2 separate regions of the Homo sapiens genome follow, and region 2 is linked to region 1. Evidence: read pairs that join two places in POLR2A ChIA-PET (ENCODE). Cell type or tissue: OCI-LY7. All regions are shown on one strand. Each heading gives the region's core, and the rest is flanking DNA. Links, peaks and the distances in the headings are about the cores only.

Evidence for each region. ChIA-PET counts read pairs that join two places held together with the same protein. Peaks named below come from ENCODE experiments on the same cell type or tissue, not always from the same donor. Only the 100,000 strongest peaks of a DNase experiment are listed, where the experiment ranks them.
Region 2: POLR2A ChIA-PET joins it to region 1 with 10 read pairs; 2 of 35 experiments call an interaction of 5 or more read pairs at or near these places.

The regions. Positions count from the first base shown.
Region 1 is chr12:92,276,593-92,284,612 of GRCh38, reverse strand. All of the region lies in intron 2 of LINC02391 (long intergenic non-protein coding RNA 2391), which reads left to right. Among named protein-coding and RNA genes, the nearest start is that of LINC02391, 83 kb to the left of the region's middle. In OCI-LY7, for the core only: no CTCF peak of the experiment used is centred there; no DNase peak of the experiment used is centred there.
Region 2 is chr12:91,871,798-91,879,817 of GRCh38, reverse strand. LINC02404 (long intergenic non-protein coding RNA 2404) reads right to left here and starts at 4,515. Exons shown (of 3, transcript XR_945201.2): 1 at 4,414-4,515; 2 at 2,329-2,425; 3 at 1-251. In OCI-LY7, for the core only: no CTCF peak of the experiment used is centred there; no DNase peak of the experiment used is centred there.

The DNA of each region.
Region 1 (8,020 bases), core at 2,368-4,867:
GCCACCATGCCCAGCTAATTTTTGTATTTTTAGTAGAGACGGGGGTTTCACCATATTGGCCACACTGGTCTCGAACTCCTGCCCTTAGGTGATCCACCCTCCTCAGCCTCCTAAAGTGCTGAGATTACAGGTGTGAGCCACTGCGCCTGGCCGAGAGTATTTTTATATGAAGAAGTCCTCTTCTGTCAATGTGAGGGGAGTTAACTCAGGTGGATTATGAGTCAATGCCACCTCTAGTCTTACAAACCATTATTTTCTTTAGGGCAAAGCCCATAGGGGGATACCTTTCAGGTTTGTTTGTTTGTTTGTTTGTTTAATTCAACTGATGGATTCAAAATGCTCCTTGTGAAGTTTTGGGGCTCACCTCAATTGTGACCTGGGTAAGCTGCAGGTTTGATAGACTACTAAAGTTTGGCCAAACCCTAAGTAAGCCAGAACTGAGCCCAAACTCCAAGTAAGCTGCAGGGATTCTGCTGTCCCATCTTTATCCTCCCATAGTCTGATGAAAATCTCTTTTATAGATTCAGTCTGAGTCCATTTTCCTCATCTCTAGTTGCAAAACTTCTTCATGGAGATAGAAAGAACTTGGGCACATGAATTCCATCTTGGTCATGACCTTGACACCACCCCTACTCCCTTCTTCACTGCCTTGGAGCAAACGTGGCCCATGTGGATAAGAACCTCATAAAGAAGCCCCACTTATTTTCCACATCCCTAATTATTTCGTTGACTCCAACCAGGTTTTCTAAACCTGTTTGTGTATATTTAGACATACGGTGTGAGTAATTTGTGAGCATTTATCGAGAAGTCTTATCCAAATTCCTTTTAAGAAAGATGCCAGGACCTCATTCTCAATTCTGTTACTGAAACTGTGATTTTTCCCATTTTAGAGTTGAGATGCTTAAGCTACACAGGAATACGGATTTCACTTTCAATAAAATCACCGGCTGGTAAAACCCAAATTAAAACAGAGCATTGGAAATCAAGCTGCCTTTTTCTATTAGAATTAACAAGAGCTGTTTCATTTTCTAAATCAAAAGTTTTGGACTCTGAAATCCTATTTGTAGAGAATACTAGGCGTTATTAAAAATGCAGATAGTTGTTTTGAGCTGGCATGTTTTCCTGTGGTTGCCAGGATGCTGTGAGGGCAGGTACACATAATACATTAACATTTTAATCAAAGAATAAAGAACGAGGAGAACACATGAAATGCTCCAAAGCATTTAGGAAAGATAATGCCTCATCTTGAGACTCAGCAGTGACTTCATTGTTAGAAAAAAAGCTGTTTGTATAATACACGCCTGTTCTAACTAACCTTCCCTACCTATATTTCCCTTCTGTCTGTAATTCCCCATCTTAAAATAACAATAACTAATAATAATAATGATAACAATAAAAACTTTGTTTGGCTTGGTACCCCCTTTTATTCCTCTAAAAAGAAGAGATTCTTAGCGTGGGCTCCGTACAAAACTTTATATGTGTGTTTGTAGTGGTATTTTTCTGAGAATTAGGTACATAGCTTTCATAAACATACAAATAATTTATAACCTCCAGTAGAAATTAAACAAGCCAACAAAACAAATGTGGAATATATGGTGTCCTCTTAGTTCATCTTTTTTCACTAGTGTTTTGTTTCAGCTGGGCTTTTGAACAAAGCTAATGAATAGTCAACTCAAGGGTTATATTGACCCTTGAATTGTAATGGTCAATTAAGTAATTGTAATATCATGTAATTGTACTTGTAATGGTGCTGACCATTACTTTGTAAAGTGATAGAATCATTCAGATATCCTGCTATCCAATTCAATTCAAACCCATTTTCCTCCTTAAAACCATTTGCTGTCCACCATTTCCAAGATTTCTGTCATGACTTTTCCATTCTCTTAGGCAATCTCCCTCCTTAGTTTGTTGTAGAGTCTTTCTTGACCTTTCTCTCTCCTATCTAATTAGCTGGCAATTTTCTCAGGGGAAGTCTTTTACATACAGTTTTTTCTTTTAATTACTAAAACAAAAACAAAAACTGCACTGATGGTTTTTACCACTGGATCACCATTAGGATCACATGAAGAGCTTTTTGTACTGAAGCTTAGACCCTAGACCCAGACAGTTTCATATAACTGCTCTGGGATAAAGCCTGGACATCGATGTAAAAAAAGAAAAAAATCTCCTGAGGGTGCAGCCAGTGCTGAGGGTCACTTGCCTACCCTATCTTATATGACTATGTTTTTGCTATGAAAACCTCTAGCTGGTGATCTTGTGTCCAATCTTCTTACTCTCCACTTTATTCCATATGACTTTCCCCTCCCTTAGATTAAACTCAGCCTCTTAATTTCCCCATAGCTTCCATTGGTTAAGAAACTCCATTGCCTTCCATTGTAGTGGCCTTTAAATTGTTCTGTGGGGCTTTAAAGGTTCCACAGAATCCCATTGGAACCCTTGACTGGAGGAGGATGAGGAGATAGTCCTCTCAGTCATCTCTTCCCTAGTTTTACAACTAGGGCCCTCAAAAATAAAGTGCAATGAGTTTCTTAAAGACTATAGTAAAGTTAGATTAGAACTCAAATCCCCTTACCCTTGGCCTTTTTTTCTAATTCAGAAAGCTACCTATCCCAGAGCTATACTAATTGATGAAGGTTGGTGCTAGGCCTTTGCCATTTTTTTCTATTTGCTAGCTCTATCCTGCAGTCTTGGCTTTCTTGCCTGGAACATCTTTGGCAGGTGTACCTGTGTCTTCAGGAAAATCAGATGTGACTGAAAGATTTGGCTTGTCCAATTTGTCACGACTTGTTGACAGTGGCCCTGGGAACTGTGGCACCAGTAGCACTAGGGCTTTGATGCCATGCCTGTCAACCTAATAACATTGTGTTTAAGCACAGCGCATTCCACTTTAGCCCCAAGGTCTGTCTATAACCCTATGTATTAAACAGTTAACTCTAGGACAAGCTCTATGGGTTGTCTAAATAGCAGCTTATCTGTGATTCACGGTGAATCAAATGTTCGACCTGCCCCAAAATATCATACCTACTCACCCTGCATGTTACCTATTCAGGTTTGGTAGCTTCTCATGGTAATAAGGTAATCTTTATTTTTTAAATGCACGTGTTCTATTTCAAAAGCATAACATTGTCAGTATTCATTAATACCTTAAAACAAATTTGATTGATATTTTTTCTCATCTGGTTCAGAGCAAAAGTCCTCAGGGAACAGCACCGGCGTAGGTGAAAGTTGATTGATGAGGGTAGGTGTGAAGAAGAGCACAGAAAATAATTTTGAGCTTGGGTGCAGTGTTACAGGACGAGCTTGGACACTCACAGGAGACAGCAAAATGGAAAGTGGATGCCAAAGAATATGAGCTGCCTGATTCCCAGTTTTGCCAAATTCAGCACTTTCCCCAGAGTTTTTTTGGTTAGTTCCCTTTATTTATTGATTTTGCCATTGCTTTGGCAGAAGTGCAAAAATTTGGGAAAGAATAATAGCATCACTATAACGAACATTTATTGAGCACTTACTCTGTGCTAGGTGTTGTTCAAAGCATCTGACATGTATCAACTTATTGTATTAGTCTCCTCAGCATGTAGAGATAGATTGCCATTATGATATTCATGCCACAGATCATGAAACTGTGGCCCAGATGTTTGAAGAATTTCCCTAAGATCATCCACCAAGTAAATCATGAAATCAGGATTCCAAGCAGTCTAGCTCCAAAGCCTGTACTATTTTACTTTATTTTATTTATTTTATTTTATTTTTTTTGTAGCGACGGAGTCTCATTGTATTCCCTAAGCTGGTCTTGAACTTCTGAGCCCAAAATATCCTTCTGCTTCGGCCCTTCAAAATGCTGGGATTAAAGCCTGCATTCTTCAGGCTGGGAGTGGTAGCTCATGCCTGTGATCCAAGCGCTTTGGGAGGCTAAGGCGGGTGGATCACTTAAGCTTAGAAGTTCGAGACCAGCCTGGGCAACATGGTGGAAATCCCCTCTTTACAAAAAAATACTAAAATTAGCCAGGGGTGGTGGCACACACCTGTAGTCCCATCCACTGGGGAGGCTGAGGTGGGAGGATTGCTTGAACCCGGGAGGTTGGGGTTGCAGTGAGCCATGAATGTGTGACCGCACTCAAGCCTGGGTGATAGAGTAAGGCCCTATCTCAAAAAAAGAAAAGAAAAGAAAAAGAAAAGAGGGGGAAGGAAGGAAGGAAGGAAGAAAGAAGGGAAGGAAGGAAGGAAGAAAGGAAGGACTGTATTCTTAACCTCTATTGTCTCTCAAACTTACAGCATTGATAAGTGGTAGGAAGATTCTTCAAATCCAGAGAGTCTGATTGTAGATCATCCCACTATAATGTCTCCTGAGCTGCAATGGATTTTTCAAGTATATTAGACTTTTACGTTCATGGAGACTCGAGTGGTCCAGAAAAAGTTACTTGGTTTAGGATCTTCTTGAAGTTGTAGCAGTCTGGTGTCTCAATAACAGTGCTCTATTGGTTTAATATAAAATAGCAATCTGAAGAAGGAAGTTGAGTGTAAACCTCACAAAGTGTTCAGCAAAATCCCTGCCCAGCTGTTAGTGTCCCAAACTAAAACGGAGAATTCAAACAAAATCACTTCTTGTCTCTGTAAAGGTCAGCTAAGATAAAAATGGTTTAATATTTTTCCCTTCTCTATATGACCAAAACATTGCCAGTGTCCAGGGAACATAAAAAACAAAAACAAAAACAAAAAAAACCCAGAAATCTTGGATATAGGAAATCACTACACGGTCTTTACATGTGTTTTTTTAGGCTTTCTAAAGGGCTTTTTGGATATCAAATGAATCTTCCCAGCTTCCAGGAAATAAACAGATGGCAGGTATCATATTAATTCAAAAATGTGATTAGAATTTGAAGAAAGATCTGCTCGGGTCTTCTCTTTCCCCATCTCCCCCAAAGATGGAACTAATTCTAGTAAGAGGGTCCATTTTGAAGCAGGAGAGAAAAATAAAATGCCTTTTAAGGCCAGTGTTACTGGATGAAGATCATCTTTCTTTTTCTTTTTCTTTTTTTTTTCTTTTTTTTCGAGACAGAGTCTCACTCTGTCACCCACGCCGGAGTGCAGTGGCATAATCTCGGCTCACTGCAACCTCTACCTCCCGGGTTCAAGCACTTCTGCCTCAGCCTCCCGAGTAGCTGGGATTACAGGTGCTCAGCACCATGCCTGGGTAATTTTTGTATTTTTAGGGGAGATGGGGTTTCACTGTGTTGGCCAGGCTGGTCTCAAACTCCTGATTCCCTCTGATCCTCCTGCCTTGGCCTCCCAAAGTGCTAGGATTACAGGCATGAGCCTCCAAGTCCGGCTGGAGCTCAGCTTTCTGATGACTCTCTAGGAGCTGAGAGTATGGAAAAGGAATTGCTGAAGAAAGTGGGATGGGATCAAAGGCAGGTTTACACAATGTGTAAGCTATGGGGGCAGTGGGGGGAGGGGGGGGCTCCATCTTAGAAATCCTTTCTTCTTTTCATCTAGTAATTAGCTATTCTCATACCCAAATTAAAGTATTTCTCCCTAACATTCAGTAAATAAATGTGAAACAAACAAACTCCAACAAACAAAAGGATACTGTTGGTTTGTCAGAAAAAGTTCTTTTCTGTTATTCTCCAGTTTTCAGGAGGGAAACACCTCACCCACTCTCTTAATAGATTTGACCTACCTTTGCTTGAGAACATCTTTCATTTCCATGGAAGCTTTAAAGAAACAGTAATACATCACAGCAAGGCTTCCCAACCTTTTTTGTCAAAGAGAAGCTGCTTTTCATTTTCCCTAAAGCTTTAAGGTCAAGAGATGGGGGTGGGGAGTTCCCAGTAGATTATTCCATTCCTCCTCGGGGAACTTAACAACCCCAGGCCACTGACGTGAGCACCATCAAATCAGGCTTCCAGATCTACCCACATTTACTGGTTAAGAACTCCCATACAAGAATTCTTCCTTTCAATGAGAAATGGAAAAACTCATAAAAAAAATAAGCAATTGCTTGCTGTTTCACTTTCCCAGAAGATGTTCTGAGCACCAGTTAACCTCATTTGCCATCAGAATCAGCCAAAACAGTGAAAGTGACATAGTTTAGCCTCTGAAAATTATTTCTTCATAGCTGGACACCATCCATGTATATTCCCCAAACCAAGTTTTCTGTGAATGCCCTTGTTGCTCTAGGCAGAGTTTCCAGGCTTGCCTTCCCCATTGAATGGAATGTTCAGCCAGGTTTCCACCCCTTGGAGGGCTACTTTCCTGCTAAGATAAGAATTTCTCTGGAAATAAATTACTGACTGTAGGTGCTCACAATCTCACTATCCATTTGCTCTTAAACCAACTCACAATTCTTGAGTTTTCAGAGTAAAAACTATGCTTCCCTTCTGGATTGGAGGACATGCAGTGTAGAGATGAAAAAATTATTTTATCTATCCAGGTGGCCATGCTAAGATGGCTCCCTAGGACTGCCCTAGGCAGGACCCTATAGGCAACAGAAATCAGCCCCATCGAGTTGTAGATTTAATAGTTGGAAGAAATCGCAATGGATCATTTGATCCAGTTCAGACATCTTGGGTAGAATGACTCCATTTTACTGAAGACAAAGTGGAGAGCCTGAAAGGTGAAAGGCATATCCAAGGTTATCTGGTCATCTTGTAGAGCTAGAGAAGGCAGGAGACCTAGGGCCCTTATCTACTATCTCCTACTTCAATACACTGCTTTGCAAATGCTTAAAGGACTATAGGATGCCAATACCTAATGACTTTCTCATGCCCATGAGGTGTTTGCAAGGGAGAAAGAATGGAATACTTCTTAATACAACATAGGAGGTCCTATGATATCAATTCCTTCTGAGGTCTAACTTAATCTGACCCAAACCCAGCTGGGCATGGTGGCTCACACCTGTAATCCGAGCACTTTGGGAGGCTGAGGCAGGAGGACTGATTGAGCCCAGGAGTTCGTGACCAGCCTGGGCAACATGGTAAAACCACCATCTCTAAAAAAAATAAAAAATAGATTAAAAACCTGACCCAAACTTGAGCAAAGGAATGACCTGTAACATATTCGGTATTTATGGATTGATGGACTATTTTAATTAATTAATTGATGTTTTAGAGACAGGGAATCCCTCTGTTGCCCAGGCTGAAGTACACTAGCACAATCATAGCTCACTGCACCCTCCACTCCTGAGCTCAAGTGATCCTCCCACCTCAGCCTCCGGAGTAGCTAAGACTACAGGCGTGTACCACCATGCTCAGCTAGTTTTTTAATTTTTTGTAAAGATGGGGTCTTACTATGTTGCTCAGGCTGGCCTTGAACTCCTGGGCTCAAGTGATCCTCCTGCCTTGGCATCCCAAAGTATTGGGATTACGGGTATGAGCCATGGTGCCCATGAGGATTGACTTAGATGCCTGTCTTCATAACATAGTTCCTTACCCATTTTTGTGAACTTTATTACACACATTGTCCTCTGCTGAAGTCTTCTCTTGTTTTTCTCATGTCTTGCCACCTCAACTCGGTTTTTTGATATTGTTTGGGTCTTTCCTTCATCACTGAATGATTCTTCAAATGTCAGATAGTTGGAGCTGGGATTAGGGGTGAGTGTCAATAATTTGAGCTACTTCGAGGCAGAGGCAGGAGAATCACTTAAGTCCAGGCATTTGAGACCAGCCTGAGCAACACAGAGAGACCCATCTCAAAAAACAAAACAAACAAACAAACAGAAGTCATATAGGTAACGCTATTCCTGGATCAACCAGATTCCCAGGGCTTCCTTTTTATATGTTGCTTGTAGTTAGACACCCATCAGACATTGATCGGTGGTGAAATGGTTGGTTACAATTGTTATGGTTGTGGTTTTGGTTGTTACAATTACTAGCTCCACAGCTATATATAATCTATACAAACTGCCTTTATCATAACTGTAATAAAGATAGGCAGAATTTAGGAAGAGTGAGAGGGAAAAAAAAAAGAAGCAGGTAGTAGGGGTTATTTGTGGAGTTCCTATTTAGTGCATGTCTATGCAATA
Region 2 (8,020 bases), core at 3,398-5,897, 410 kb after region 1:
CACATCTGATTGGTTCTTTTTCTCTAGAGAACTCTGATTAATATAAGATGGGTTTTTCATTCATTCACTTTATGCAGGGGAGTTGGCTGAGGGAAGACCCAGATTATGGTTGCCTGTTGTGGCTTTCTAGGTCCTCAGATCCAGGTGGGCATCATGGGCCTCTGTGAGCTTTCTCAGGAGTGTTGGCATGGTAGGTAGCTAAGAGCAGATGAATCTTCTTTACCCCAGTGCATGATTGTACTTCCTGTTTCCTGGTTTACCAGCATAAGATGAAACACATTATTTAGTATTTAGTAAATACATTTCAGTTTATCTTAAGAATATATTTAGAAATCAGCCCACGGTTAGTAAATAAATGATATATAGCTTCTTATATAAAATTAGCATTTCATGAAAGCCTATTACATGCTGGATACCTTGATAAGTCCTTTCCATATCCAGAAAATATGTTATCTTTTGCCCTCATAAGCAACTCTAAGAAAACAAATTTGTTGAACTTAAGTTTTAAAATGAAAAAACTGACATCCCAAAATAATTAGTAACTTGCATTAGGTAATAGAGGAGCTGGGATTTCAACCCAGTTCCATCTGATTTCAAAGTTCATCTTCTAAATGCCCACAGTTAATACCCTCTTTTTACATTATATGCACCTGAATATATGCACAACAATCTAAAGTATAAAAATCACATAAAGGACATTCCATTTTCACAGACTAAAATAAATTTATAACATTCCTAATTAATTCTCTGCTATTAGAATAATCTTTGGTGATCTACCTCTATGATTTTATGCTTTTCTTTAATTTTCTTTAATAGTTGAATGGTTGACCTGACCTAGTACAATAACTATCCTATAACATTTTATTATAATGATTTTATTTATTTCAATCATATTAAATTTACAAGGTTTACAACTCATATTATTACTTTTATTTGTTCATTTTCATTAATTTAATAAATTAATAGGGACAGAATGCAATAAAACAAACTCAGCTTTACAAGCAAAAATAAGACTGTTTCTAAACCTGAACTCTTGGCAAACAAACAAGTACTCCCACTGGAGAAAAAATAATGTCTCTTCATTCATCAGTTTATATACATACTTCCAAAAGAAATTTTAATATGTAGTGGATGAGAATGTGTCAGCAGTTTTTTTAGAGATTAACTTGCAAAAGTTAAGGATTATCTGTTTTTTATAATATCTCTTTTATTTATCCTGTTTTCCATCATAAATGACCTTTCAGACTTTTGGAATTCAGTTTGGCCAACCCATGGTTCATTGCAGAAGCCAATTAAGAAAAAATAAAACCAGTTAATGTAAAGAGGTGAAAAGTAGAACCCTTTGTAAGAGCTCCTTGATAACTTAGAAGTCATGAGCGTATTTTTACAAACTATGTTTCACATCACATTTAATGTGAAAACCAGTGGTAGCCTTGTAAGCATCTACTAACTTTAATGGAGACCATCATGTTGGAAATTGATAGTGGAAGATAACATGGTCTCTAATATCTACCTCCAACTCTAGAAGGCAATATTATCTCTTTACCCTGGAAAATTGGTATGACTGGCCAAACTAAAGTTTGAAAAAAATTAGGCCAAGTTTAAAGACATCAGACTGTGGTGGGCAGACAGCTCTAGTAAAGCTTGAAATACAATCAGAAACATGGGAGATGTTCTACTTCTGAGCATGGAGACATATTGTCAAGACATGTGTCATCATCATTACAATGAGTACATTAGGGACTGGGCAAAGTGTTGGAAAGTCCCACAGTGAGGTGGCTGCTAAGGGAGGGGTTTCTCTGTGATTCTTACCCCAGGTAACTAGGGTGCTATCAAATTTATTCCATAAACGATTCAGAGCTATGTGAATTGAAGGGATATTCCGAACTAGAAAAAAGTAGAGTAAGTTTCTCCAACATCTTAGTTTATTTTCAGTAAATCTTGATTTCTTTTTCTTTCCTCTCCTCCCATGCAGAGCTAAAAATATCCAATGCAAAATAAAGAACTCCTATAAGCACTTACATTGATCTAATAATCTGATTATTATTTTAGCCTGGTTAATTAAATGGGCAAAGTTCAAAAACATAAAACCAAATCAAACATAACCACACCTTTATATCCACAGCATTTTGTAAGCTCAGAGAAACAGCCAGATCGAAATGTCTAATTGGCTTAAAGTATAAGTGGACTTTAATACCGCAAACACTCTACGTAATTTTCTGCAAGTTTATTTGAATGGTGCAAACTAAATGGATGAGATTTCTTTAAAGAAGGAAGTGTTTAAGTGATGTTGAATTAACACACAAATGATTAAATGTGTCAAATTACCATTTGTCCTTTGGCAAAAGCTTCAGAGCATCACCAGGGAAATAACCCTGGCCCACATTTGGTGGACTTCTGCAGAACTCATACACACATCTCCTTTCTGCTGAAAAATAACAGACGTCTATATGAAAAAAATAAGGCATATCCTCTTTGATAAATCACTTAAAGGGAGAACTGGTGAGAGGGTAAAGCAACAGGATGTGGGTGTCTGACTTACAATGCAAGCTGGTCACATGCTGTACATGTTGACATCAGCTGCGGCAGAGACATTTTCCTTGGGTTTCACACCAAGAGTGGCTGAACCCACTCCTGTGAGTAACACCACACACTGCATCAAGCAAGACTCTGTGTCACAGCATCCCTCATGGCCCTGCTGTCCACAGGGTCTTAGAGGGAAACTGGCATTGTCATCAGCCCTCTCCTGTCTGGGACCTGCCTTTGATCGTTTTCACAGCTGTCACACTCCAGTCTGCTCACAAAGAACAACAGATTGCTGGGAGAGGAATGCTCACCATACAGCTACCTGAAAGATAAGAACTGCCATTGTTTTTCCCCTTCTTTGTTCCAACCTCCCCAATAATGATGGAAAGGTGTTCCTCCCTAAAATACACACTGGAAGTGTCAGAGAGATGCTCCATCCTGTGGACCATCATCTCTTTGTCTCTGAGAAGCCCCCAACAGACCAGATTCTGTTTCTTATGTGACACAGGTCGTATTTTGCCTTGCAGTTATTTTTTCTGTGCAAATCCTATTCCACTTATTTGAGATAGGAAACATGCCCTACTCATCTTCTTATTGTCCATTACAGCTTTCAGAGGCTCTGAAAAATAAATATTTGTTAACTTAAATAAATTCCAGAAGCATTCTAATGAAAAACAGTATGTGTATTAACCCAGTAGCTATTTACTGAGTGGCTACTATGTTGTAAGCATAATTATATCCTAGTTCAAAGTGACTTGAGCATGAATATTATGAGTTTCTGCTTTCAACTCATTTATATGCTATTAAGAGAAATAGAGAGAGGAAGGAAGGGAGAGAAAGAACAGGGTATGGTGGAAATCTAGAGCAGGGAGGAATAAACTTTGCCTGGGGCAATTGGTCAAGTCTTCCAGGAGAGGAAGAGTTGATCTGGGTTCTGAAGGATGGGTAATACTCAACAGGCAGTTAATGGGAGTGTAAATTACTTCAACCATTGAAAAAATTAGCATGGTGATTCCTCAAAGAGCTAAAAACAGAACTACCATTTGACCCAGTAATCCCATTACTGGCTATATATCCAGAGGAATATAAATCATTCTGCCTTGAAGACCCATGCACGTGAATGTTCATTGCAGCACTATTGACAATAGCAAAGGCATGGGATCAGCCTAAATGCCCATCAGTGACAGATTGGATAAAGAAAATGTGATACATATACACCATTGAATACTATGCAGCCATAAAAACGAATGAGATCATGTCTTTTGCAGGAACATGAATGGAGCTGGAGGCCATTATCCTTAGCAAACTAATGCAGGAACAGAAAATCAAATACCATATGTTTCACTTATAAGTAGGAGCTAAATGATGAGAACTCATGGACGTACAAAGAAGGAAACAACAGACACTGAGGCCTACTTGCGGGTTGAGGGTGAGAGGTGGGAGAAGAGCAGAGAAAATAACTATTGCATACTAGGCTTAGTATCTGGGTGAGAAAATAATCTGCAAAACAAACTCCTGTGACACAAGTTTACCTATATAACAAACCTGCACATGTACTCCTGAACCTAAAATAAAAGTTAAAAAATAATCAAATGGCAGAAAAGATAATAAGGACATTACAGGCAAAGTGAGTAGTTCTTGCAGAACAAAATTTATGGAAGGAATGTTTTAATTAGGAAACTAAGAAAAGTTCAGAGTGACTGGAACATTGAGAGAAATAGGGAGAGAAGGGGCATATTCATTTTTGACTGCTGCATAATGAGTGATCACAAACTTGGTAGCTCAAAACAACACTGTATTAGTTAGGGTTTTCTAGAGGGACAGAACTAACGAGAGAGAGAGAGAGAGATAGATAGATAAAGGGGAGTTTATTAAGTATTAACTCACACTATCACAAGGTCCTACAATAGGCATCTGTAAGCTGAGGAGCAAGGAGAGCCAGTCCAAGTCCCAAAACAAGAACCTGGAGTCCAGTGTTTGAGGGCAGGAAGCATCCAGCATGGGAGAAAGATGTAGGCTGGGAGGCTAGGCCAGTCTTTTCACGTTTTTCTGCCTGCTTTATATTCCAGCTGGGCTGGTGGCTGATTAGATGGTGTCCACTCAGATTAAGGGCGGGTCTGCCTTTCTCAGCCCACTGACTCAAATGTTAATCTCCTTTGGCAACACCCTGATAGACACACCCAGGATCAATACTTTGCATCCTTCAGTCCAATCTAGTTGACACTCAGTATTAATCATCACAAACACGTAGGTATTATCTGAAGACTTTTATGGGTCTGGGTATGGGTTAACTGGGTCCTCTGTTCATAGTCTCATTGGGCTGAAATCATGGAGTTGGCTGGGGTTATAATCTCGTTTGAGGCTCAGGGACCTCTTTCAAGCTCACATGGTGATTGGCAGAATTCAGTTATCTGAAGCTGTGCAATTGGGAAAATTATTTCTAACTAGCTGTTAACTGGAGACCCCTCTAAGTCCTAGAAGTCACCCACACAGCCCCTCCATAGGCCCTGTCAGAACATGCCAGTTTGCTTCATTCTGAGGCCAACAGAAGAGCTTCCCTATCCCATTTCCGCTTCCCTTAAAGCACTCATCTGATTAGGTCATGCCCACCCAGGATCATCCCCCCTTTTGATGAACTCAAAGTCACATGATTAGTAGTCAGTGATATCCCACCATATTCACTTACTCTGCCCACATTCAAGGGGAGGACATTATAACAGGTTGGGGACTCCAGGAGTCAGAATCTTAGAGCTCTTTCTATCACAATCGAAGTAGGAAAAAGCTGAAGGAATCCAAAATTTGAACTTTCTGTAGGCCCTGTCACTATCCATCTAGTTTTGAGTCCCTTCATTGATATACACTTTTATCTATAAAACCTTCATAGAGATGGTCTCAGTCTAAATAAATAATATAACTAACAGAATTCTGCACACTGCTTTGCACATATATCTATGGTATGAAGTTTCTTCATACCAAAGCCACTCTGAGGAATTCACACTATTCTTCAGGGTGAAGAATGGAAAGTTTGTTAACATTGTTAAGAAGGGAGGGAACATGATCAGATTTGCTTTTTGCACTGGGCCAGGATGATGAGCAATCTGGCCTCAAACTCACTACTAATTTGTATTTTAATTACCCTAATACAACACATGACTAAGAATTTGATAATACTTAGTTTTTATGATGGAAAATTTTGAACATATCAAAATAAACAGAATGATATATTTCCCCATGTCCTGACCTTGGTTTTGGTAGTTATCAACTATCAATGTCATGTTTGTTTCACCTTTCCTCTTTTCCCATTTTCTCCTATTTTATTAATATTTGTTTCTTTAGTTGTTTTTGAGGCAAGATTTATATATATTCAATTACTGTACAATTTTGACCAATGCATACACTCATGTAACCCACACACCTATCAAGATAAAAAGTATTTTTTATTACTTTTATTACTCAGAAAGTTTTCCCATATCTCTTCCAAGTCAACCCCTCCCACTCTGCTAAGAGGCAGCCACTGTTTTTGTTTTCTGGTTTTTGTTTTTTGCCACTCTTAGAACTTTATATAAATGGAGTCATACAGCATGCATTCTTTTGTGTCTGGCTTTTTTTCACAGCATAATGTCTGGGACAAGCATTTATGCCATTGAGTGTATTCACAGTTTATTCCTTTGTATTGTCAAGTAGTAGTCCATTAAAAGAATATGTCACTGTTTTTCCATTATTTTCATACCTGGGCTGTTTCCAGTTTTGGGCTATTACAAACAAAGCTACTATTTCCATTCTTATAGATGTCTTTCTGTGGACATCTATTTTTATTTTCCTTAAGTAAATATATAGGAGTTTGCTGAATTAAAGGGCATACATACTATATCTAAATTTATTAGGAACTGTAAAAATTTCTTTCAAAGTGTTTGTAACATTTTACACTCCCATCAGCAATGTATGAGAGTTACAGTTGCTCTGCATCCTCACCAACACTTGTTGTTGCTAGTTTTAATTGCAGCCATTCTGATGGGTGTATATTAGTGTCACATTGTGGTTTTAATTTATATTTCCATTATGACTGATGGCATTGAATAATTACATTTAGATGTGGAATAATACTGCTGAAGAGCCTCAGTTTTCGTATTAGACCAACCCTGGTTCAAATCCCTGCTTTGCTTCTTACCCATCAAGATTCTTGACTTCTTTCTAAAATATATATCCATATAGCAGCTACCCAGCTACCCAAATTTTGCACACACACACACACACACACACACACACACACACACGAACAGCAATCCCCAACCTTTCTGGCACCAGGGATTGATTTACCTGGAAGACAATTTTTCCATGGATGGGGCAGAGGGAAGCATGGTTTTGGAATGAAACTGTTCCACCTCCGATCATCAGGCATTAGATTCTCATATTGAGTGCAATATAGATCCCTTGCATGTGCACTTCACAGTAGGATTCATGCTCCTTTGAGAGTCTAATGCCCCTGCTGATCTGACAGGAGGCCAAGCTCATGTGGTAATGTTGACTTGCCAGTCACTCACCTCCTGCTGTGCAGCCGGGTTCCTAACAGTCCATAGACTGGTACAAGTCCATTGTACTAGAATATATAAATACTATATATATTTTAGTGCATATATAAATAGAACATATATTTATAAGTATATATAATTCTTTAAAAAAAAATTTTTTTTTTGAGACAGAGTCTCGCTCTTGCTGCCCAGGCTGGAGTGCAGTGGTGCGATCTCAGCTCACTGCAACCTCTGCCCCCTGGGTTCAAGTTATTCTCCTGCCTCAGCCTCTCTCTGCCAGGCTGGTCTCGAACTCTTGACCTCAAGTGATCTGCCCCCCCCTTGGCCTCCCAAAGTCCTGGGATTACAGGCATGAGCCATCATGCCTGGCTTATATATAATTCTAGTATCTGCTACATGGATTGTGTGGTAAAGGTTAAGCAAGAAAATACGCATAAATTTCTTAGGAAAGTATGTGGCCCAACAAATAGTAGTTTTACTACTCATTGAAGACTTTCATGAATTATACTTATTGACACACAAATAGGCAGGTAGATTACTTATTGTTATTTTCAGATGGAGGGAATTAAAGGGGAGAACCTCTTGTACTCAGAGAGGTCACAATCCTAAGCACTCCTTACTCACCTCAAGATATAGCATAACCAAGCCTGTCTCTACCCTTGATGACTTCTTGCCACAGCAATCTGAATGCCCTTGACTGCTTGGACTTGGCTACTCAGTTCAGCCTGTTTCCCCTACGATGAACTGACATAGATTCCAAGGCTACAGCTTCCTTTGTATCTTTTCCCCAATGTTGCTTCACAGAAACACACACTGCCTATGCCATCCACTTCTGTTTTTTCTCTTCCCCATCCTCCAGTTCCCTCTTTTCATGATTTGTAATACAGGCCCTTTAAAAGAGTTTTTAAAATGTCAGGCAAAGGCAGGCAAATGTGATTCTTAGAAGTAGTGTCCATTTTGGAAGT